Regions from separate parts of the Mus musculus genome. Here all the other regions are linked to region 1. Evidence: chromatin loops called from intact Hi-C (ENCODE). Cell type or tissue: heart. All regions are shown on one strand.

Region 1 (8,000 bases):
TCTGCAGCAAAATTGAGGCTCCAGCTTAACCTGAGTACAGGTCCCTAGAAGTCAAGGGAGCGCCTCTGTACAAGGAGGGTGGGACAGTCTCTGGCTGCCATTGATAATGCATCTATCCTAAATCTAAATACATCTGGAATTCCTAGGCTAGTCAAGAGTTAGCTATCTGCCTTTCATCCAGAAGATTTACAGAATTAGAAAGGGAGAGAGGAGGGGGTAAAATCTTGGAAAGGTTCCACTTCTAACAGAGTGGTGGAATGCAGTTCAAGTCCACATATAAGAAGCATGGTCAGGCCAGAAGCCGTTCCCCCATTATGGTGAAGGTCAGAGGAGGAATGCTCTGTGGCACAACTGTGACAGCACTCTGCCACCCCACATTCAGCACCAACTGTGACACTGTGCTAAGACAACAACATTGGCACGATGCAGTCTCTGCTGACACATTAAAGAAACATAACACGAGAGATCCCATGCATCCAAGATACAGCTCTGTTGGTTGAGTACATGCTAACAGGAGCCCAGCTCCATATAAACCTGCTGTAGTGGAACACTAATTCCAGCACACAGGAAGCAGATCAGAGGTTCAAGGTCAACCTCAGCTGCAGGGAGTTCAAGCCCAGCCTAGCCTGCATGAGATGTTTCCTCAAACCACAAAGGAGGGAGGTTAATGATGGCTTAGAGACCAAAAGTGCATACTGCTCTTTAAAGAATCCAGGTTCTGTCACCATCATCCACATGGTGACTTACAACTAACTCCAGTTTCCAGGGGTCCACTGTCCCCTCTGCTACTCCATTCACATGGTACAGATAAACTCATGAAAAAGTGCTCATATCTTTAAAAAAAAAAAGGGGGGGGGGGACAGGCAAGATGGCTGCCTCAGAGAACAAAAACACTTACTACATAGCCTGATGACATTGCAGAAGATGAAAACTAACTTCTGAATGTTGTCCACACTATGGTACCCACACCTACACTAAATAAATGTAATTTAATTTTTTTTTTAAATGCTAGAGGCAGATGGATTTCTGAGTTCGATGCCAGCCTGGTCTACAAAGTGAGTTCCAGGACAGCCAGGGCTATACAGAGAAACCCTGTCTTGAAAAACAAAACAAAACAGTGCTAGGGAGACAGCTCAGTCAGTAAAAACCCTTGCTATGCAAGTGTGAGGACCAGAGTTTGATCCCTGGAAAAGCCAGGTATAGCATATCCCTGGGGAAACAGACAGGAAGCCCAGGGTTTGTTGATTAGTCAATCTAACTGAATCAAAGAACTCCAGATTCAGTAAGACATCCTGTCCAAAAAAAACAGATCAGTGGGAAGTGACTGAGGGAGACAACCGACTCTGACCTCTAGTCTCTACATGCATGAACAAACATGTGCACGTTCACACACAAAGATAGCTTCTATGTTACACAGCTAGTATACAGCAGCAATGATCGAAACCTACTTCCTGTTAGCCTGAGTCTAAAATATCATGGTCCTTTGCTCTACCTTGCAACACCAAGTGATTAACACTACCCTAAGAAACGCAGCATGACGAGATCAAGCCGGCAACCGTCTGATTCCTCTCCAGCACCATCCAGGCCCTGCTCCAGAGCCTCCATGGACTTTTCTCACGTCCTCAGTGTTCCCAGTGGACATGGACCCAGGACACAGCCTGTTCTCTCACAACACTATTTTTTTTTCTTTTCTAGAAAAAAAAGTCACCTCATCCTTCATAAAGTATATTATTCTTAAATTTTTATTTTTTCAAACGTATGTGTATGTTTCCCCTGTGTGTATGTCTCTGCACCACATGTATATCTGATGTCATTCACTCCTAATGGTTGTAAGTAAATCAAACCCAGATCCTCTGTAAGTGCTTTTAAGGACTGAGCCGTATCTCTAGGTCCAGTTGTGTGAATTTTTTGCTATTTTATTATGGTTGTGTATATGGTAGAGGTCAGAGCACAACCTTGTGGAATCAATTCTTTCCTTCCACCTTTGTTTGGGTTCCAAGTGTGAACCCAAGTCACCAGGGTTTTGTAACAATGGCCCTTGCCCACTGAGCCATCTAACTGACCCTTGTTGAAACAATGTTTAACTTAAGTAGCATGATATAAATAAGAGTATTGACTGTTTCTAGGAAGCTGGCAGTGTAGCTCAGTGGTACAGCTCTGCCTCAATGTACCAGGCCTAGACTGACACTTACTAGTTCTATGGCTTTAAGCAAGTCATCTAACATTTCGGGACTTGAGTCCATCTTCTGTAAGTGGTGTTATGTGCTTAATATGAGGACTGAATGGCTTAATTTGCAATAGTTGCCTAGGGCATAAGGTCAAAATATGGACTTGGTCAACTCAGTCTATTTTATTTTATTTCACCACCAAAACTTCTCAACAGCCTTTTAAAGTTATTGCTTAACTACTAGATGAAATTTCATAAACACTTGAAACTGTACTCACCCCCTACACAGGAGGAATTCAGTCAAGATTTGTTTGTAAGAAACTATCTAAAAAAAGCACATATCCAATATATAATATCCAACCCTGGTGTGGTGGTGAATACCTATAATGCCAGCATTTGGAAAGTAGAGCAGGGGTTGAGGATTTAGCTCCAAGGCAGAGTACTTGTATAACAAGTACAAGGCCTCAGGCTCAGTCCTCAGCCCTGGGGTGGGGCCAGGAGACCAAAATCTTCCTCCAGTACACAGCAAATTTGAGACCAAGCTAGGCTAAGTGAGGTCCTGTCTCAAGAAAACAAACCCCACAGAAGAAGAAATATAGAAAATGTGACTCCAAAGACCTTACCTTCTCACTGCAGGTAATTTCATAAGAAAATGTGTAAAAGTCTTAGCAAGAGCAAATGAAGATTAAGTGATTACAGGATGATAAAAGTTAAGGAACAAAATCCGTGTGGCATTACAAAGAACAATGAGAGCCAACTTTTCAAGGCTGACACAAGGGAGAACCTTCCAGCTCACACTGCCTAAGTGGGCCTGTTTGCATTTCCTTAAAAAGAGTAAAAGGCTGAGCACAGCAGTACACTCTACACTCAGGAGTCAAGAGGCAGGGAGATCTCTGTGGCTTTGAGACCAGACTGCTCTACACAGAGTGTTCCAGAATAGCCAGGGCTACACAGAGAAACATGTTTCTCAAAAAAATAAATAAATAAAAAATAAAAAAAAATTTTTTAAAAGAGGCAGATCATATCAACTCAAATTTCAATGACCATAAACCAAACGCTGTAGAAAATAAATTTTTAACTTTTTCTACTGAGAGATAGGGAAGGATTTGAGCCTGGCCTTAAACTCACAATCCTCAGCCTTTCCAATGCTGTGATTACAGGTGCACACAGCACTACACATGATTGCACGGCAGGGAAGATTAGCAGGCACACTCAACCAGCTTTCAAGGGGTTTTCAGGGGTCATTCATTTTTAAGAAATCTGCTCAAGTGAATTAGTAAGTGTACTTTAAAAGTTGGGGAAGTCAATGCTGGCAAGGCATTCAATATATCCCATATGGAAGGAGAAAGGAGGTTAACACGAATTCCCAATCTGTGAGTCAAAATGTCACCATGACATCCAGGGTGAACCACAGTTTCTAATCAGGCTAAGCAGTTCTTAGGAAGAAAAATAAATTCAGACGGTGCATTTCTCACGCGTTACAATGGTGTCATACAGTTTAAGCAGGATTTCAAGTCACACGTGTGCTCTGTTAACAATCTTGACTTAGCACAGTATTTTCAAACTCACAGCCTTAACTATTCAAACAGCAATTCATGATGCCCCTTCAAAGTCGTTGCAAAGACAGCAAAAGAACATGTGGACTCTTAACAAGGGCTCTCTAGAAAGCTGCAGGAGAAACCAGCACCGCGAGACTCTGGGATGCAAGCCCGAAGGCCATCCCGAAGGAGTGCAGGTAAAGCTCGGACCACTTAAGCCTGTCCCTCGGATATGCGCGTTCAAGAGATGCCCAGTGGCAGGACAGAGTGTGAGTGCAGCCTGGTCAGGGCCCGGGCCTGGGGCAGCCGGGATGAACCGCGGGTGTCGCCTGGGAACCCGGAGCAAGCAGGCCCACGCGAGCCCGGTTCTGCTCACCTTCAGCGTCCCCAGCAATTGCTGCTGCGAGGACCGCCGCCAATGCCGCCTGGCCGCCAACAGCGCCACGGTCCTGACCCACTGCCCCGCCATCGTCCACCCCGCAGACTTGCCGGCTGCTGACCTCTCACCCTCGTCAAGGGGCGGGGAAGGGGAGTGCCCGCGGGACGGCCAATCAGGAGCCTTGAGCTCTAAGCTCCGCCCCCTGGCGAGTAGGCTTGGGAGGGAGCTGGTCCGACTGCGGCGCAGAGCCGGTCGCCTAGGGCTTACGCATATGGGATGAGAACCGCACTAGGACCCGGAGGGAGCCGACCAAGGCGCTCCAGCAGCCAGTCCAACTCCCCTACTGCTGAAAAAGCTGACTGGAGCCTGCTTTTGGCTTCCAAAGAACCAACGTTGGCCAATCGGGTGCATCCATGCTCCTTTTAATTTCTCGGTGGATATTTTAAAGTAGATCTCACCAATAACCATCTCTGTATCAGGACTGGTGCTCACTTACTTCGCCTGTCCTACAGAATTAACTTAAAACAGTCAGGAAGCCAGGCTGCAACATGTAGAGGTCTAGCCAAAAAGACAATTCGCAACATTTGCGATTGGCTGAGAAACTGAAAGTTCTTACCAAAGTAGGAACATAAGTAGCAAAAATTACCTGTTTCACCAGCGCCAGAGGCATTTTCCTAGTCAGGAAACCCAGTTTCCCTTCTCTTTCCCTCTTGCTACTTTCATCACCATCTTTGTATTTAGTTTGTAGTTTTAAAGTCCTGTTTTTACTGCAAAGATTCCTTCAGTGAAAGGGGCCTGTAATAGAAACTACTTGGCTCTATAAAGGGACTTAATCACGGAGCCTGAGGACCTAAGTCTGATTTCTAGGACCTAAATCAGAGGAAAGCACTAAGTTCCACAAGTTATTCTCTGACCTCCATATGCATGTCATGTACACACACATGTACACACATACATATACACACAAATAATTTTTCCATCTGAGAAGTACAAGTAAATACATTGAAGAAAAATTATAATATCCAATTGTAATTTTTATTTATGTATACTTTTGTGTATAAGTGCCTGCATGACTATATGTGTACCATATGTGTGCCTGGTGCCTGCAGAGGTCAAAGGGCATCAGATTCTTAGAACTGGAGTTACATCAGTTGTGAGCCACCACGTAGGTACTGGGAATCAGTGGTTTGGTTTTTTTTTTGTTTTGTTTTGTTTTGTTTTGTTTTTAAGATTTATTTATTTATTATATGTAAGTACACTGTAGCTGTCTTCAGACACACCAGAGGAGGGCGTCAGATCTTGTTACGGATGGTTGTGAGCCACCATGTGGTTGCTGGGACTTGAACACTGGACCTTTGGAAAAGCAGTCGGGTACTCTTACACACTGAGCCATCTCGCCAGCCCCGGAATCAGTGTTTTTAACTGTTGAGCCATTTCTCCAACACTGATAAGATCCCTGTAAGCAGCCCATGAAATGCCTGTCTTGCTCTCAACTTTGTCCCTGAAGAGCAACCATAGGAGATTCTTGGAGCTTTATGTCAAAGAGACTCTCTCATTCTGGTAATAACTTACTAGATAAGAATATTAATCCGATTATGGCAATTTTCAAAGTTCTCAGATATGGTTGAAAGCTCCAACCCCACCCTCACAATTCTGTCCACAATTATTTTCATGGAAGCAAAGGGGAAATTTTTAATTACCACTGTCCTTAAGACTGATATAACTAGCTAGTCCGTTTAATTATAATCTACGAGAACAAGCAACATTGTAACCACTATTGTTCGGAAAGCTACTTCTAAGGATAAACTTAACTCTTTGTGTCCCAAAAGACTAAACGGCTACAAAGTCTAATTTTTGCTTCAGATAATGGGAATAGATAAAATACTATGTAGCGAATACTCCAGAGGGAGCTCTGAATGGTTCAAACCTTAGACTCTGTAAGCTAACACTTGCCTTAGGCTCTACAGCAGATAAGATTGATTGATGAAAGTGAAGACCCAGCCAGCAGAACAGGGACAGATCTAAGCTGCTCGAGTCCACAGCTGTGTAACCCACTATGCTAAAGCCCTCTATATGCATGGCTTCAAATGTGGCTTTTACTTTTTTAAGAACTTACTTATTTTTATTTTAGGTATATGAATATTTTGCCTACATGTGTTATCTATGATGTGTATATAGAGGCCCATGGAGGCCAGAAGAGGGTGTCAGATCCTCTGGAACTGGGGTTACTGATAGTTGTTAGCATGTGGGTACTAGGAATTGAACCTGGGTTCTCTGGCAGAACAGCCAGTGCTTTTAACCACGGAACCACTATTCCAGCCCCAGTGTTGTCTCTTGAAGGCCTGCTCTTTTCTGAAGGGAAAAAAGAGAGGGAATGTATCTGGGGAAAAGGAGACGTCAACGGAGCTAGGAAGACTGGACAGAGGGGAAACTGTAATCAGAATGTCTTCTATGAGAGAAGAATCTATTTTCAATTTTAAAAAATTACCAATTTAGCTGGGCATGGTTGAGCACACATGTAATCCCAATTCTTTGGAGACAGGAATGGGAGAATCCTCACTTCCATGTAAGGATGATAAACTCAATAATAATAACTAATAATAGGAATTCATCTTAACACCGTTTCCATCCCCAGTTGATATATCTATAGTATAACTCTTGTACATACAGCCCAAGGAGCATCAAAAAAGAGGAGCCAGAAAGACACTAAAAGCAGGAGAGGACCAGAAAATTTTCTTTGAGATTGTATCTCCTAGAAATAACAGAAAGGCTTAGCTCATCATACCTCAACAATATGGCTGCCTAAAAAAAGACCTGAACAAGACGAATGCCAATAGACATGCTAACATAAAAAGACAAAGAATTATAGGAAATTAAGGAATGCTGGGAGTAGGAGAAACATTTTTCTCTAGAGATGAGCATCCTATTAAATTACACACTACCAACTGGACAGCCCTAAAACCATATACATACAAGTAATACTAAATGGACTGAGCAGATTGTATTTATATATTTATGTATGTGGACACACACATACACACATACAAATTAAAGAAAAAAACAAAGTTGAGATGGAGTGAGGGAAGGGGATATGGGAGGGATTAAAGGGAGAAAGAGAAGGGAAAATGATGCTATTATATTATATCATATACTATAATAATCTTATATTTTTATACATTTTAATGTTTTATGCTTATACATATTAAATAAATTATGGTGTATTTTCTAACATTTAATAAAAATAATTTGTATAATATATTATGTATAACTTATATTTATATTACATGTATAATACATGGACATATAAACTATATTATATTAACATAAAATAATGTAAATGTTTAATAAATCATAATAAATATATATAAAATATGCCGGGCGTGGTGGCGCACGCCTTTAATCCCAGCACTCAGGAGGCAGAGGCAGGCAGATTTGTGAGTTCGAGGCCAGCCTGATCTACAAAGTGAGTTCCAGGACAGCCAGGGCTATACAGAGAAACCCTATCTCGAAAAACAAACAAACAAACAAACAAAAACATAAAAGATATAATACAATAAAAGCTACACCATATTTATTTAAAAATTTTAAGATTTATATATTACATAGAATAAATTTAAATTTAATAATAATTTATCACCTAAAAGGTTAAAAAAAATGCAGGTTTGTGTGGAGAAGTGTCCCATATTAATGTAGATTATTAACAGATGCATATAATATCATTCTATTTTTCTCTCTTTGCATTTTTAAAATATTAGTACAGTTTAGCTGAGAACTCACAGCAGTTGTCTTGCCTTGGACTTCCAAGTGTTCAAATTTTAGGCATCTGCACCATGACTCTGTTTCTGCCATCTTTTCTCACATGGATATTAGTACCATCTGATCAGGGTACTAACCAGATTTTATGATTTCTTTTGAC
Region 2 (8,000 bases), 51 kb after region 1:
TGTCAACTTCTTCTTCTTGATGATATGTTATTTTCTAGCTTATGATTTTTTAAAAAAATAGTAAGTAAAATCTAAAGACATCCAAACCAGAATCCAATCATGAACAAAAGTGGGAGGTTTTCTGACATGCTTCCATAATAAAATAAAAAACTCTGTCTATATGTGACTGTGCTTCAGTTCAAAATTTGATTCCAGAAACTGGTGCAAATTCTTACTTTTTTGTGTGGCCACAGGAGGAGGAAAATATGATACATTGGGGGATTTTACAGTAGAGCTGTGTTTAGTTTTAATTTTCCTGCATTTTAAAATAAACACTTTGACCAAAGCATGTTTGATCTTTGCAAGAAGGAAGTATACATTGTGAAGGAATGTGCAGAGGTTGGGTATGAAAATGGGGTTGTGACTCACAGCTGCAGGCAGAGAAAAAAAAAGGCGTTGTAGTGTCAGCCAGAGGTGTTCAGTCTAATAATTCAAGCTGTAAACTGTATCCCCTAAAATTACCTACATAATAAATCATTGTGAGAAGAAAAAAAGTTTAGACTAAAAAGTGTAAGTGAAATAAAATCCTCAGGGGAGTACACTGCTGGGACCTATTACAATGATATGAAATTATTTTGTCCAAAACTTTAAGAATTAGAATAATGCTCAAAATTGCTCTAGCACAGTTGATCCTTCCCCCCCCCCCGCGCATAGATTTCAACACATTTTAATATACCCTACCCCAAAAATGGGTTTCCATTTTTTCCTCTTTTAATCACACAGCCAAACTGTTTTATGAGATTTCCCATCTATTAATACAATTTGGAGGGAGGGGTCAAAATACCTTTGTGTTTAAAAAATCAGTTACAACTAAATTATCATATACACATCGAGAATAAGGAAGACAGACGTCCCTCTGAAATTCCCCTAGGTTCCTGTCTCACGTTTCAGTATTGCTCATAGGTACCAAAGAAAACACTAAATTCATGAGAGCTAGTGAATTAGCTTGCCTATACTCAGTGCTTCACTGGAAAACTCCGACACTGCGGTTGATAAAGCCCGAGCCAAAGCCTACAGGCTTGAGAAATGAGACCATTTGGGGGATAGAATGCACCAGTTTGGAGAGGAGCTATGAAGAGGTTGGGTGCCCAGAGAAAAGATGCAACTGTCAAGAGGAAGTTTAAGGACAAGAACATACAAGTCTTCGAAACAATAAGATTGAGGAAGTCAAGAAACAGGCTTGGCAAAACCATATTGAAACAATTTATTTTATAGGATCCCCCTACATTTCCAGAATTAGTGAGCAGAGCCACTCTGAGAACAAGGACTGTTCTTGACGGCTCTTGCAGCGCTTATGAACACTGAGAAGGAGAAAAGGTAAAGCGAACAAGTCTCTTTCGCCTAAGCATTTCGCAGGAAACTAAAAGGAAGGGACGAGAAATACACAAAAGGCAGGCTGACTCCAGAGAAGTTTGCAATAAAGATTAACTGGAAAAAGGAAGTCCACAGCAATTAAAACCTCTACCCTGGCTCATTAGTATTCGTGGCCGAATGTCCAGTTCTCCTGTTTATCTTTCTCCCAGGATCAATATCCTAGCAGCGTGGGCCTGGGAGGAGCCCGAGTCCGGCCCTGCGTGAGTCTGACCTTTCGCGCCCTCCCTACAGGTCAGAGCATCCTCAGAACCACCGGCCAGCGCGGCACCCGCGCTCATTAAATCCGCCATTCATAGAAGTGCGGGGAGTAGTGGGATGGGGGCGGGGGGGGGAGGCGACAGGCAGGGAAAAGGGGGCTGGAGACAGTGGGCAGACAGAAGTAGCCAACTCCAAAGGATTCAGGAAACCACACAAACCGCTGTGGGCCCACTGGGCCCAGAGGACAAAACAAAGCAAAAAAATCCAGCGCAGTATGCACCAGGGCTGCCTGCATCCAGAAGCTGGCTCTGCTCTAGGGCAGTGGTTTTGTTGGCACCGCAACAGGTTTTGGATTTTTACTGAAAAGTAGCAGTAAAAAGCCCTTTGCTCCCATCAAAGGGAACTCAATGCCCACTTGCAGTCGTACCAGGTCAGGAGTGCTCCAGACCTCTCCAGGCCTTGGAGAAATAGCTCCGAGAGAAGCTTGGAGAAGCTTCAACTACTAAGGTTATCGCTGCTGCTGTTAACATTATTACCATCCCCATCCACCTCCTTCTGTAGAGACGCTGCTCCATTCTGCTCCCCAGGGCCACTGACTTAGCATCTGGGGTTTGGGGGACTGGGAGTGGGGGAAGAAGAGACTAAGGCAAGGGTTATTGGGTGGGCACATAGCTTTTCCATCCCCTTAATAGATGGAGGAAAAACTACTCCCTGCCACCACACACACACACACACACACACACACACACACACACACACACACCAGGAAAGTAGAGAGCGCAGCAGGTGGGTAAGACAATCTAGCCCATCACAGCCCCTGGTAACCGGCCTAGGAATGCCAACTGCAGGTATTCCCCCATCACCCACCCACCCCCACTCCCCCAACCCACCCACCCCGCCGCTGTCCTCATCTCAACCTGTAGATTCAAGAAATGGGCCTCACCTATAAGGTCAGGCAGTGGTCCCTCCAAGGACAATAAGGGGGAGTGAGCAACCGCTTACTGGTCTTGTGCCACCCACGCGCATCTCTGCAGCCCCAGGTCCTTCCCACCCGGGAGTGAACCGGTGGTGGAGAGATTCGGAAGCCACAGGAGGTGAGCATATGAGTGGATGATGTGTATTGGCATGGGAGCGCGAAAGGTGTGTCTGTGTGGGTGAGCGGCAGAGTAAAGGGACTCCCGCAAAGCCTGTCTGAAGGCTGTGTTAAGCCAGGTGGGGCTGGAGAGATGCTGGACCCAAATAGGGAGAGAAGCAGAAAGCTGAAGGAGAGGTCAAGTGTTACCTCTTCAAAAGCGGCTCTGCCCTGAAAACAAAAGGAAAGCGGGCTGGGGGCATGCTTAGTGACCTCAGTGCCCAAAGTTAGCATCTTGCATCTTGTAGAGGCGGGGCAGCAGGAGGACCCTGGCCCGGAATTTCACTGCCAGAGGTTTCCGCAGTGGCCATTCAGAGGCGACAAGGGCCCGTTTACCCCTAGTGACCCCCAGCCTTGACCATGAACTCCGACACTTGGGTTGGGCTGCCCTATAGTTGGCTTTACAGGTGGTCTCATTTGTTAAGTCCTACCCTTATCATCATGGCTGCCTTCCCCTCCTCAGGGACTCAGCGGAATGGGTTGAGGTTTTCTGATACTTGGCCACTCAGATCTAGTCTGGAAAGATCTAGACCACCCCCCCCCATAAAAAAGCCCAGCAACTATCCCCGGAGGGGAGGGGGAAGTGAGAGAGTGGAGGGAAGGAGAATGACATTTCTATGGTCTTAGTTCTGAGCTGCAGGTTAAAAATAGAAACCTTTCATTTTGACTTGTCTGCTGAGGTACTCATGGATGTATGGATGTGGAGCTGCAAATTTCTGGGGCATCAGATTATAATCAACCCACAAGTATTTATCGAGCCCTGCTTGGATCCTGAGAGGAGCTTTCCTTGCATGTTCCTATTTCAACATTTTTAAAAATTAAAAACCTATCTGAAAGTTCAACCAATTCTTAGTGAAGTGTTTGTTATTCTGAGGCCTTTATTTCCTAAACTTTGGAAGTGGGCCTAACATCCCTGGAATTATTTCTGACATGATTTAGGGGATAGTAGGATCTGAGTGTCCAATGCATACTTGGTAAAATCTCTGCCTGTCTCTAGCCTCCTATGCTACCAATGAACTCAACAGTACTCAGACATACTTTCCCTAGACCCACCAACCCAGGCAAGATCAAGTTGGATGGCCCAAGCCTTCCTAGTCTAATGCAGCGATGTAGCAAATAACACAGTGCCTGGAGAAACCCGAGCCCCCGTCCAGCCTGTGAGCTACTCTTGATCTCAGGATTTTGTGCGGAAGAAAAAAAACAAAAAACAAAAAACAAAAAAAACACTTGAGACTGAAAACATCCGTCTGAAAAAGAGACAAAGGGGATAGGGGGTGGGGTGGAGGAAGAGCCAAGGTGCCGGCAGAGGGGAGAGGAAAGGGGTCCCGGGCAGTTAAGGATGGTGTGCGGGTACCAGGGTGGCGTTTTCTCTACTGGAGTCCCGCAGTGTCCCGACTGTAACTGCCTCCCCTCGCCCTTGCCGCAAGCAGAACTGACGCGGCCCCTGAGCTGGGAATAACCTCCTCCCTGCCGGGGACTTCGGAGGACATCACTGAACTGGGAGAAGCTGATACCCATGCCCGTTATCCTTGTGGCCATTAATAATGCAGCGAGGATCACGATAATTAATAATAATAATGATGGGCCTCCCGAGGGAGCTCCAGCTGCCTCCGGATAAAGCGAATCTCGTGGTGAGAGGGACTTATTCTGTGGTGAATGGAGTTGAGCGCGAAGGGAGCAGGCTTCTGTTCACAGAAGTTCAAGTTGACAGCGGTGTGGCAAGCAGAGACACCAGTCCTGACGCCGCAGCGAACCCACAGCGAAGCTCTTGGGCCCTGAGGGAGGCCAGGACCAGCTTCAGCTATGAGGCTCTGGAGTGAAGGCAAGGGCAGGTTAGCTTTCAGGCCTATTCTGAGTTGGGGTGACGGGGAGGGAGGGAGGGAGGGCTCGGACATCTCCACTCACCCACCTAATCCCCACTCTCAACCTCATCACCGCCAGGCTCTCCGACTCAGGCGCCAAACTGCTACACCCTTTAAGTACAGCGATTCTGGCATCTTTGGCACTCTTCGCACATATACTATCTCCCTCTTCTCTCATTAGCCTCCGGAAATTCGGAGGGCCAAGAGAAAAGCCAAACAGAGAAACTGGACCAAGCCGACGGGCTGATAACTCCTGTGGACAAAGCCTAGAGGGGCTAGAAGCCATTTTGCTGGAAAGCCTTTCCCAGGGCCTCCATCGGTTCTAGGGTAGAGTAGGAAAGCACTTTTGGGGGATGGTCTTTCTAGCCCAGACCCCCTGCACGTTGTATTTTTCTGCAGAAAACTAACAATGGCGTCATAGACTTACAGCGAGCTCCCCAATAGATTTAAAAAGCAATTGCACTACCTTGACCCTGTGGAGCATCTATTTTGCTCCCATGCTCCCGCAAATAAGAAGGCCCCAAGGCCTTAAGTTGATGCAGAAGTAGTCCCTCTGAGTCCTCTTTTTTTCTTTTTCTTTTAAGATTTGTGATATCTCAAAACTATAGTTTTCAGCCCCACAATGAAAAGGTTAAAAACATTTGAGTAGAACCATTTTCTTCTTGCCCACCAAATGAATATTTAATCTGACTCTTTTGCCTGCTCCCCCAGGGGCAAGGGGCTCGGCAAAAACCCTAAACGATTTTTCTCATGGCTTGTGTGTTCAATGAATTCTCCCAAGGCTCAGTAACATATGCCAATTTTTCTAATAATTTTGCTTAATATTATTAGGGGTTATAAATTTGATTTTAATAGAGGGTTGATTGCTTCCGAAATTGGCGCTTAGGCAGCTCGCGGGCCGCTGGGGAGGGCGAGCCTGGCACTTGTCACCCAGAGAGTATCACAAGCAGGCAGGCTGGATGCATGTTCGCTTGCCGCTGAACAGGTAGCATGGCCTGTGGGAGGTGAGTGTTGACCTCTTCCCAAACATCCCTCGGGCTGTCATGCCTGACCCTGAGGTAGCAAAGGACCGTGCGGTCTTCCATCCATCCGCAGAGGACTCAGCCCTGGGCTGCTCTGGCTCATCCGGATCGCACAGTAGGAGCCTCTGAAGCTGACCAGGTCTGCTCCCTCCCCTGAGAGCAGCTCCTCCAAAGCCCAGGGCCTATCGGAGCTACAGGGACACTCAGTGGGAGGGAAGTCTTGATAGCTCAGGAACTAAAAAATAATTTCCCCCATCTCTATCCTTTTATTACTAAAATTATTTTTGCTTTCTTTACAGCATCTTGTTTGAAAACTCACACCAACTCCTGTGGGGGCAGGGCAGCACGGTGGCAAAGATTCCAGAAAATTCAGTACTCCTATTCACTTCCACCTGGCAACATTAGCCTTTGTATAAAATAATTTTGCTGCATTCTTTCCTTCAGAGTAGATGTATCCCTATCTATGACGGCAAATAAAAAATATTAAAGCATATCCTATTTATTACTTTCCCTTGAGCACCACTGCAGAGCTGCTTAAGATAAACAGGGTTTATTGAGCAAGCTCTGCTTAAAATATCAAGGAAAAAAAAAAAAACGAGCCCCTTTAAACTATAATCACTGGGCCAAGTTCAAAAACAAAGTACTCGGCTCAGTTTTAAACGTGCAATTAAAAATAACTGTACCTCAGCTTTTCAGAGGGAGGGAGAGAGGAAGGGGGCAGGGTAGGGAAAGAAAACAAAGAATAAGGAAATGTTTAGTGCTCTTAAAGCCAGCCCAAATAGCTGAAAGAAAGAAAGGCATTCCCTTAGATAATGGAGCCATTAGACACTCTGAAGGTTCCTGCCGCCATTCCTCACAGGGGCTTTCCAAAAATTTAATTCATCCTCAGCTACCCAACAAAAGGATGTAGAAAATAATTTTGAGACTTTCTGCCAAAGGGGCAGTTTAGCCCATTCTCTATGCATAAATAGACCTTCCTCCAAAGAATGCAAGGTGGCACTTCCCCCCTCCCCCAATCCATACCCTCGTCATGCCTCAAGCTGACTCCTTCCCATTCTCTTCAATAACTCTGCTAGGGGGGGAAAAAGTATGTTCATGCAGTTTCAACACATTTTATTATATTTCTGTATGCATTACTCTCAAAACATCACAAGAAATGATCAAACCACTTAAACCTTCAAATAAAAAATCTGAAACAGTTTATGCCCACAATTGTACATATTTATAGTTAAGAAACATTCTTTATAAATATTGTTTCCTCTGTAGCAAGTTAATACCATAATTTAATTACAAATGGATAAATATGGCAACGGATATTTACAGAAGGGTGTTATTTCGGAAAAAAGCTAACGGCACAACGTTTACTCCCACCCACCCACCCCCCAATCTTTCATACAAGAACTAACAAATCGAACGTCGCAAAAGCACTGAAACATCACATGTAAACCCAGCTAACAGAAAAAATACATTCACAAGCGTTGGTGGTGTTGGTGATGTGTGCTATGGGTTGGTATGTTGAAGAAACAGAAGGGAGACTTTGGCACGGCTCATATTTTCCAGTCTATAGTCGCATGAAGTTTACAATCAAGTTGCCTCATTTAAAAGGAACACAATATTTAATACCACAATACAAAATAAACCATTTTCTTCCACATTACTTTAAAAAAATAAAAGAAAGAAAGAAACCGGGAAACTAAAAGGAAAAAGAAAAGGCCCATCACTTGGGGAAGGGAAATGGGAGAAAGGCGGGAGGGAACGCAATCCGGGAGTTTACAAATGGACAAACTTCTATCCACCAATAAGCCAATAAGCCATTAAAATCACCGTGGAAAAGGAAGGCGTCCGCTATGTACAGTTTGTCAAAAAGACTAGGAAGCATGTGGGAAGGAAAGTGGGCTAGGGAAGTTTGGCTCGATATTTTTGTGGGATTTACTTTCTTAATTTTTTTTTATGTTTTCAGTTTCAGACATACAGAGAGATTTTGCTTTTCATGCCTAGATTGTTTTCTTAAAAAAAAAAAAAAAAAACAGTTAAAAAAATCCTTCTGCTGGTAAAATCTTTTTTTTTTCACCATAAAAATCAGATTCATAATTTTAATAAGACGATCCTAAGGTGCCCTCGATGGGTTTTGGGAGGGCGACGGTGGATAAGGGAACAGGGAATGGGAGAAAGGCCTGGCCCCTCACACGTACCATTCATTGAAGTTGGAGGAGAGGCCGCTATGGCCTCCGGTTGTCCCGCTGCCCCCGCCAGAGCTGCCGCCGCCCCCGCCGCCCGCCCCGCCGCCGCCCCCACCGCTGCCGGCCGCCGAGCCCCCTCCGGAGCCGCTGCTGCCAGAACCCGCGCCTCGGTGCACTGCGGACACCGCGGCCG
Region 3 (8,000 bases), 100 kb before region 1:
TTTCAAATACAGCTAAGGAAGCCCAGAAAATCTCCTCTTGAGTTTGCAGGTCAGAGTTTTCAGTAAAGTCTTAGAAAAAAATCTCAAATAACCTAATGACATAGATCAAGGACCTAGAAAGACAAGAATTCAAACCCCAAAGCAGTATAAGTTAAAAAATAATAAATATCAGGGTAAAATTAATAGAATGGAGACTAAAGGAAGCATAGAATCAATCAAACAGAGCTGATATTTGAAAAAAATAAGATGAACAAATTCATGGCCAAATGAACAAAAAAAGGGAGAGAAGACACTAATTAGAAATGAACACAGTGAGACCCTGTTTCCCCTCCCTCTCCTCCTTTCTCTCCCTCTCTGAATCCCCCCCCCCCTCTCTCTCTCCAACAAAACCCAGAGAATCATTACACAGTACTTTTAAAAACTTATATTCCAAAAGCCTGGGAAGTAAAAGAAAGAAGTTCCAAACACACATGACCTATAATGCTATAATGACCTATAGAAATAACTTTAAAGGATTTGTAATAGTCAAGGAAATTAAAATGATGGTTAATAAGCCGGGCGTGGTGGTGCACGCCTTTAATCCCAGCAATCGGGAGACAGAGGCAGGCGAATTTCTGAGTTGGAGGACAGCCTGGTCTACAAAGTGAATTCTAGGACAGCCAGGGCTATACAGAGAAACCCTGTCTCAAAAAACAAAAAACAACAACAACAAAAAGACGGTTAAAAAAAAAAAAAAAAAAAAGAGACTCTCCACCAGGACCAGGTTGGATTCAGTGCAAGAATGTGAGGATGGTTCAGTGTACACAAACCAATAATGCCACAGTCCAATGATGCATTAGCTACATTTCTGCAACAACTGTGCCCTTAAAAAAGAATGAGGTTCTCCAAATAGAAAACTGAAACTAAAACAAGAGTGAAGAAAGCATATATTTTGTCTTTCCTCGGTTTGCCTTAAATGTACAAAAATAAATTATTATGTATTGATATATTTATATTTTAATAAAATTATTTTTATTCACAGTTACAAATATGTGCAACGAGTATATTTAATACTATTTTGATATTAAATATAATCTTTATTTGTTAATGGTGAATATTAATTATAATATCATCATTATGTTTTGTTTAAGTAAGAACTAATCAATATTGTATATATGAGGGTATAACCAAAATATATTATAAAGTACAATAAACCAATACAGAACACTACTACTTTGGCAGAGAAAACTGAATAGAGATTACAGAAAAGTGACTTTGTAATGTGTCTGGATGACAGCACAGTAAGAAAAGGTATTCACAGGAGGTGTCTGTGTGATCTGGAGGGTTCTCAGGGAAATCCCTAAAGCCTTGTAAAACTTCTTTACCGTGTTTCATTTCACTTCAAATTTTATGACTTCTCTTCCTTCCAGTCTGCTCAGGACACTAGCAAGCTTCTATTTAATAGCCACAACTGTAAGCATGTATTTCACAATGAGAGCGAAAGGGAAGAATTAGAAGAAATAGAAGGAAAGGGATGGGAATCATCAAGGACACACCCATGTATGAAATCTGAATTGTAATTATAGTAAATTTTTTCAATAATAAAAAAAAATGGCATTTCTGAAGTAGATGGTACATGGAAACAAATGTTCCAAACTAAAAGCTACAGTTACGTAAAAAACACAACAGTGGCCAACAATTACTTTCCACCTCTGGCAGTATAGATAAATGCTTCCAGAAAAGAAACACAGACCTGAAAGTGGGAGAGCACAGAAAGATTTTGTTTCTACCACATAGCACAAAAAAGAGGGAAAAGGCAACAACCTGTGCACAGAGTGGAGGAGCACAGCTCTGTGGCTGTGTGTAGGCCTTGCAAAATAAGCTCTAGATCCTGATTCCCCAGCAACACAGAAGAGGAAAAAGAAAACAGAAACAGAAACATAAATCACACAAGAAAATCCAGAAAATGACACTACAAAAGAAAACAAACAAAAAATAAAATAGGTTCAAATATATGTTTATAATTCTGTTGCTCACACTTGGGAATATATTTTCCCATGGACTCAAGGTCTACTTTAACCCTTAAGTAAACTTACAATGGCCATCCAAACCATAATATAAGTGTGAGATATCTCAATAAGAGTAGGAAAAACCTGATCCATCACCAAAGGGCTCACGCGCATGTGCACACACACAGACTTGAATACTGTGTCACCAAAGAAAGTGTTCTTGAGTGTAAGATGTGTAATTCACAGCATGTCACAGGCACATGATCCTAGTGTAGACTCTAGCCCTCCTGCTTTCCAAAATTCCTCCAAATATGACAATCATTTATTACAAAATATTCTCATAGATGACTTGGATAGGTGGTAATATCTAAGCTATGACTAAAAAGAGCCCAATTTGAGTTTAAAAGTGTATTAATAAAATTAAACCACTTTAGGACAGTCTTAGAAGCTGCTGAGTGCTTCATGGGGAATAAAAGGACCAATGATTTAACCCACAGACAGCAGCATTATATAACCTACCAAGTCTTACTGTGAAATTAGTACAATAGGGAAAAGCTTCTAAAGATGCTGGCAACGCTGAGGAAGTAATTAATACAGATGTTCTCGACAGATAAAATAGTATCTTATATGTACTGGCCTTATATCCAAGGCAGTTTTTCAAAACAAACAACAAAGAACACTTAATATGACTTAAATGACCAAAACCAAAATAATTTAGCCATACCCAACAGAAGCAGTACACAACAAGCCAATCACAGAAGAGCATGCTGAGGAAGCTGATAGCTCAAGAACACCAGACCAAAGAACTCTATGCTAGCTTGTCTCATTTACAAGAATATCTTAATGTCCATGATCACTTTGGAATATACAAACTTTGCCAAATCAAATGCTCTCCTATCATAGACAAAAATTCTGAGTAACAAACCACACTGAGAAAACAGGACTACTAAAATATTAGTATATGGCTTCCTGAAACAATGTAGCTAGCAGCACAGATTGTTTTAAGATGTTGCTGTAAGCCTGACAGAAAGTGTTGTCTGAGGCCCTTGCCTAGCCACAGCTTTCCATAGGTATACACATGTATTGATCTGACTCAAAATTATAGGTTTCAAAGCTTTGTTCTCTTTTCCTATTTTCTCCATTTAGACACTACAGAAGACAACTGTGTTCATGAGCAAGAGGAATATACTTGAAACTTCATATATATATATATATTCACTTGCTTAGCCTATCCAGCTCTCACCTCCCACTTTCTACTGCATCTTTCTTTCCTAGCAAAGCTATTAAGTTGATATTTTCCATTTTAGAAAAAGGTAAGAACTTGAACAAGCTTGTCAAGGGCACCTTCATTTGAATCCTGTGTGCTGTGTCCTTCACATTACAACAGACCACAGCCGAGTGCTCACACACAACTAAATACAAACTGTGTCCAATCCTCAAGACTCTTCAGACAATTATTCGTTTTAATTAGCTAGTGAGTTCATCTTATAAAAGAACCAAACTAAGATCAAGTGACTACAAGTCCTACTTTAATAAGAGAATATGGTAATTCAACTGATAAATTCTAGAGCCACAAGTAATAGAAACCAAAAACTATTAAAATATTATTTGCTCTATGGGAATTACTTATTACACGTTTGCTCAACCGTATCTGCTGAAAGACACAGAAACACTACCAAAGTTAATTTAAGGACTTACCAATTTCCCTTGCAATTCTGACAGCTTCATCTGCATCCTGTAAAGGCAGGAAATGAGACTCAACATTAATCCCATGAGACATTGCACAATGTCTTTAGGGCAGTCATATATTGCACTACTGTCTCCTCTGATTCATTTAATGTTCAATTTTACAACCTTCTAACCCTTTTCATTCAGAGAAATGTAAAATTAATACCATAAGTGGAATGTAAATTCTCCTTCGTCGTTATTATATTAAGAAACTCAAAGCAGTTTGAAATGAGCTGGCAGGAAACATGACCAGAATTGCCAATGATTCGGTGCAGTTGCTGGGATTTAATGGCAGATTTTAGATGTTTACAATCAATACTGAATTGTAAATCAGATCATTAAAGCTTGTCTGCAGCCCCCTTGTCTATTTACACACTGTGTTTTCCTAGATTCTGTCAGCAGGGGGAGTTGATTGTCTATTGTTTGGGAGGAGCTCTATCAATTTTCTAGAAATAAGTAAATTTCCAGTATCTGTAAGAATTAGCAATTGTTTAAAAAAAAAAGGAAAAAAAAGAAGAAAGAAAGGAAGGGAGGAAAGAAAAAGAAAAAAAAGAAGAAACCTTGTGATTTCCATTATATTTTCTTAACCAATTCTTCAGGTACATATTTTATCTTTACAGTTGTACTAGGCACATAAATTAAAGTTCAGTGAAACTCCGAAGAACAAGGTAAGGACTCCTCCCTGAGGTCCAAGACAGGCCTGCGTTACCGACTCACAAGTGCATCCGTCCCCGCCATTTGTCAGCAGTAACACTTAAAACCGCTTCAACAAACTGCCCCAGCCAAAGCCATTCACCTGATATACACTGTGCAAACTCTATGCACAAATTTTCGACATAATGACAAGAACTCTGAAGCCACTTTCTCAATTCAATTAATTTTTCTAATCCAGTGGCACTATATGCACCACCAGCAATGTTCTAGAACCACCAGTTGATAAATATGCAGGAATTTTTCCACAATTTCAAGGCATTCAAGGGAAGCCTGGCATTTTTAAAGCTCTTAAATTACTACATTTAAAATGAAGAGCAATCACAGTAGACTCCCCAATCCCCAAACTGGGACTAGGGGAAAATAACTGCTTCATTTATGTCCAGTTTTTAGAAAAAGAAAAGAAATTCTTCCTTAAAAGTCTTCAGTACCCAACAGCATCCCTGAATAAGGAGGCTGGAACGGGAAGTTGTCAGAAAAATTTAATTTCCTTTCATTAGCCAGTCTGCTCCACAAATAGGTGCTTGTTAAGTTCAAAGCAATCCTGAAAGCGACACCAGTTTTAAGTCTTTTTTTACTCCAAGCAGTCACATCTGCTAATGAGATTTTCCAAATAACAATTGTTTTCAAGTCAGAGATAAAGCTCTGTCTTGCTCCCTGCCCCAAAATCAAGCTTTACTCGCTTTCTATACCTTGATGCTTGCACCAACCCTGCATCTCCAAATTTTAGTTTAAAAAGATAAAATTTTAAAAAAAATCTATGAAACGGGTCATTTAAGAATGTCATGGCTTCCACACATTGAGTTGGAAGGCTCTTTGTTCCAGCCGGTGACAGTTATTGGAGAATACTTGCCTTTAATAGCCTCTGTCAGGAAGTGTTAAACCTGCCAAATCGAACAATTAGTGCCTCTTGAACAACATACAGGAAGAGTGAGGACTGGTGAGGACCCGGTTATAATCAGCTAGAAGGAAACTTTTAACATTTCATTCAATGTGGAAGGGTGTGTTTGCCAAAGACGTCTCAAAGAAATTCAACTACAACCTACAAAGTCTGGGGCCCAGGGAAGCCAACAGTGCTCAAAATCTACTTCTGGTTGTGACATATTTATGTATCCACATGACACACACACGTTATGCTTTATATGTAAAGAGAATTTGTATTTATCTACAGCAAAACTTCTCAAAATTCCTGATCTCCCACAACACAATGTTAACTTTTGACGAAGGTATAAGTTTTCCTACCATGAAAATGAATTTCTATGACAAAGATTTTTCAGATAAAATCAAATTGCCTTAAAAATTAATTTTTCATTTGTCATTCACTGAGCCAAAAAATTCATTGAGGATCTATTACGTATTAGACATTACAAAACACATATTATTGTTTTTGAAAATAAACTAAACACATGTGACACATCTAGTTTTATTATGGGATACATAAAGATTAAAAACTCTAAATAGCTCCTAAATCAATAGCACTAACATATGGTGCATAGACCCTCCTTATGGGGTTATGGATAGGAAAAAAAACATGTAATAAAGCTTTGGAAAGTCTATTCAGAACAACAGATAATTTAAGTCCAGTAAAAACAAACAAAAAACAAATAAATCTAAAGAGAAATATAAAACACATCCACCCTCAGCTTTCGCCCTAGCAGTAGGCTGACACAGGACATCCCACTCAAGTGTGAACACAGGAACAAGCCTGAGCAGCACTTCACACTTCGGTCAAGACACACACATAGCCTTTGTGCAAATAGCTGCATTTATCAAACATGGAGAGCCTGTGTCCCTTCCTCCACAGCCTTTGGTTGTAGAAAGTTATCCTATGGATGACTCTCTCACATGTATCAACAAAAACTTACAAGGAGTTTGTTATTTTCAATTGTGCTGTTTTGATAAGTAAAACATCTGGAAAACAATTTAATGGGCCTTCAACAAAGGACTAGCATACAGATGGCTCAGTGACTCTACCCATTTAAAAGAATGATGATCCATGTGTTTTAAGACACTAAGCCGATAAATATTTTCTAGCAACAGTGTATACAATCGTGTATACAATCTGGCCTTTTATCCTTCTAGAGTCCTAGCCCATGAAGAGAAACAGAAAGTCAAGTGGACAAGCAAGTCACCTGAGAAGTGATGTGAACACTTCATGGCAACAGCAGAGAATAAGAGGAAACTTGCTTTAGGTAATCGGAAAAGGACCCTCCTGAAGTAAAATTGAAAACCACAGATTAAAAAAGCCGGGTTGGGCTGGAGAGATGGCTCAGTGGTTAAGAGCACTGACTGCTCTTCCATACGTCTTGAATTCAATTCCCAGCAACCACACAGTAGCTCACAGCCATCTGTACTGGGATCCGATGCCCTCTTCTGGTGTGTCTGAAGACAGCTACAGTGTACTCATATACATAAAGTAAATAAATAAATCTTTTTTTAAAAAACTATGCAGCTGGGGCCATGGGTCCCTCCATATGTACTCTTTGGTTGGTAGTTTAGTCATTGGGAGCTCTGAGGGTACTGGTTGGTTCATCTTGTTGTTCCTCCTATGGGGCTGCAAGCTCCTTCAGCTCCTTCAGCTCCTTCAGTCCTTTCTCTAGCTTCTTCATTGGGGACCCTGTTCTCAGTCCAATGGATGGATGTGAGTATCCACCTCTTTATTTGTCAGGAACTGGCAGAGCCTCTCAGGAGAAAGCTATATCAGGCTCCTGTCAGCAAGCACTTGTTGGCATCCACAATACTGTCTGGGTTTGGTGACTGTATGGGATGGATCCTTGGGTGGGGCACTCTCTGGATGGGCTTTCCTTCAGTCTCTGCTCCACACTTTGTCTCTGTATCTCCTCTCATGGGTATTTTGTTCCCCCCTGTAAGAAGAACCAAAGAGTCCATACTTTGGTTTTCCTTCTTCTTGAGCTTCATTTAGTCTGTGAATTGTATCTTGGATATTCTGAGCTTCTGGGCTAATATCTACTTATCAGTGAGTGTATACCATGTGTGTTCTTTTGTGATTGGGTTACCTCACTCAGGATGATATTTTTCAGTTCCATCCATTTGCCTAAGAATTTCATGAAGTCATTGTTTTCAATAGCTGAGTAGTATTCCGGTGTGTAAATGTACCACATTTTCTGTATCCATTCCTCTGTTGAGGGATATCTGGGTTCTTCCCAGCTCCTGGCTATTATAAATAAGGCTGCTATGAACATAGTGGAGCATGTGTCCTTATTACATGTTGGAGCATCTTCTAGGTATATGACCAGGAATGGTATAGCTGGGTCCTCTGTTAGTATTATGTCCAATTTTCTGAGGAACCACCAAACTGATTTCCAGAGTGGTTGTACCAGCTTGCAATCCCACCAACAATGGAGGAGTGTCCCTCTTTCTCCACATGCTCTCCAGCATCTACTGTCACCTGAGTTTTTGATCTTAGCCATTCTGACTGGTGTGAGGTGGAATCTCAGGGTTGTTTTGATTTGCATTTCCCTGATGACTAAGGATGTTGAACATTTTTTCAGGTGCTTTTCAGCCATTCGGCATTCATCAGTTGAGAATTCTTTGTTTAGCTCTGTACCCCAT

The links. Peaks named below come from ENCODE experiments on the same cell type or tissue, not always from the same donor. Only the 100,000 strongest peaks of a DNase experiment are listed, where the experiment ranks them.
Region 2: a loop joins it to region 1, with 2.8 times the contacts of the local background. A loop is called at or near these places in 2 of 42 quality-filtered maps.
Region 3: it touches region 1 in a loop (2.0-fold over the local background); 2 of 42 quality-filtered maps call a loop at or near these places.

The regions. Positions count from the first base shown.
Region 1 is chr14:122,530,541-122,538,540 of GRCm38, reverse strand. It overlaps Pcca (propionyl-Coenzyme A carboxylase, alpha polypeptide), which reads right to left and starts at 4,213. Exons shown (of 24, transcript NM_144844.2): 1 at 4,082-4,213. The coding sequence starts at 4,174. In heart, a CTCF peak has its summit at 4,280; a DNase peak (open chromatin) is centred at 4,260; H3K4me3 peaks cover 1,739 bases; H3K27ac peaks cover 1,291 bases.
Region 2 is chr14:122,479,053-122,487,052 of GRCm38, reverse strand. Zic2 (zinc finger protein of the cerebellum 2) reads right to left here. Exons shown (of 3, transcript NM_009574.3): 3 at 6,725-8,000. The coding sequence ends at 7,810. It overlaps Gm33769 (a long non-coding RNA gene), which reads left to right and starts at 4,063. Exons shown (of 2, transcript XR_383798.4): 1 at 4,063-4,575; 2 at 5,927-6,120. It also overlaps a transcript of Pcca not described here. In heart, no CTCF peak of the experiment used is centred here; no DNase peak of the experiment used is centred here; H3K4me3 peaks cover 260 bases; H3K27me3 peaks cover 6,980 bases.
Region 3 is chr14:122,634,104-122,642,103 of GRCm38, reverse strand. It overlaps Pcca (propionyl-Coenzyme A carboxylase, alpha polypeptide), which reads right to left. Exons shown (of 24, transcript NM_144844.2): 8 at 3,687-3,723. Among named protein-coding and RNA genes, the nearest start is that of Gm46487, 7.6 kb to the right of the region's middle. In heart, CTCF peaks have their summits at 4,112 (motif pointing right) and 6,788 (motif pointing left); no DNase peak of the experiment used is centred here.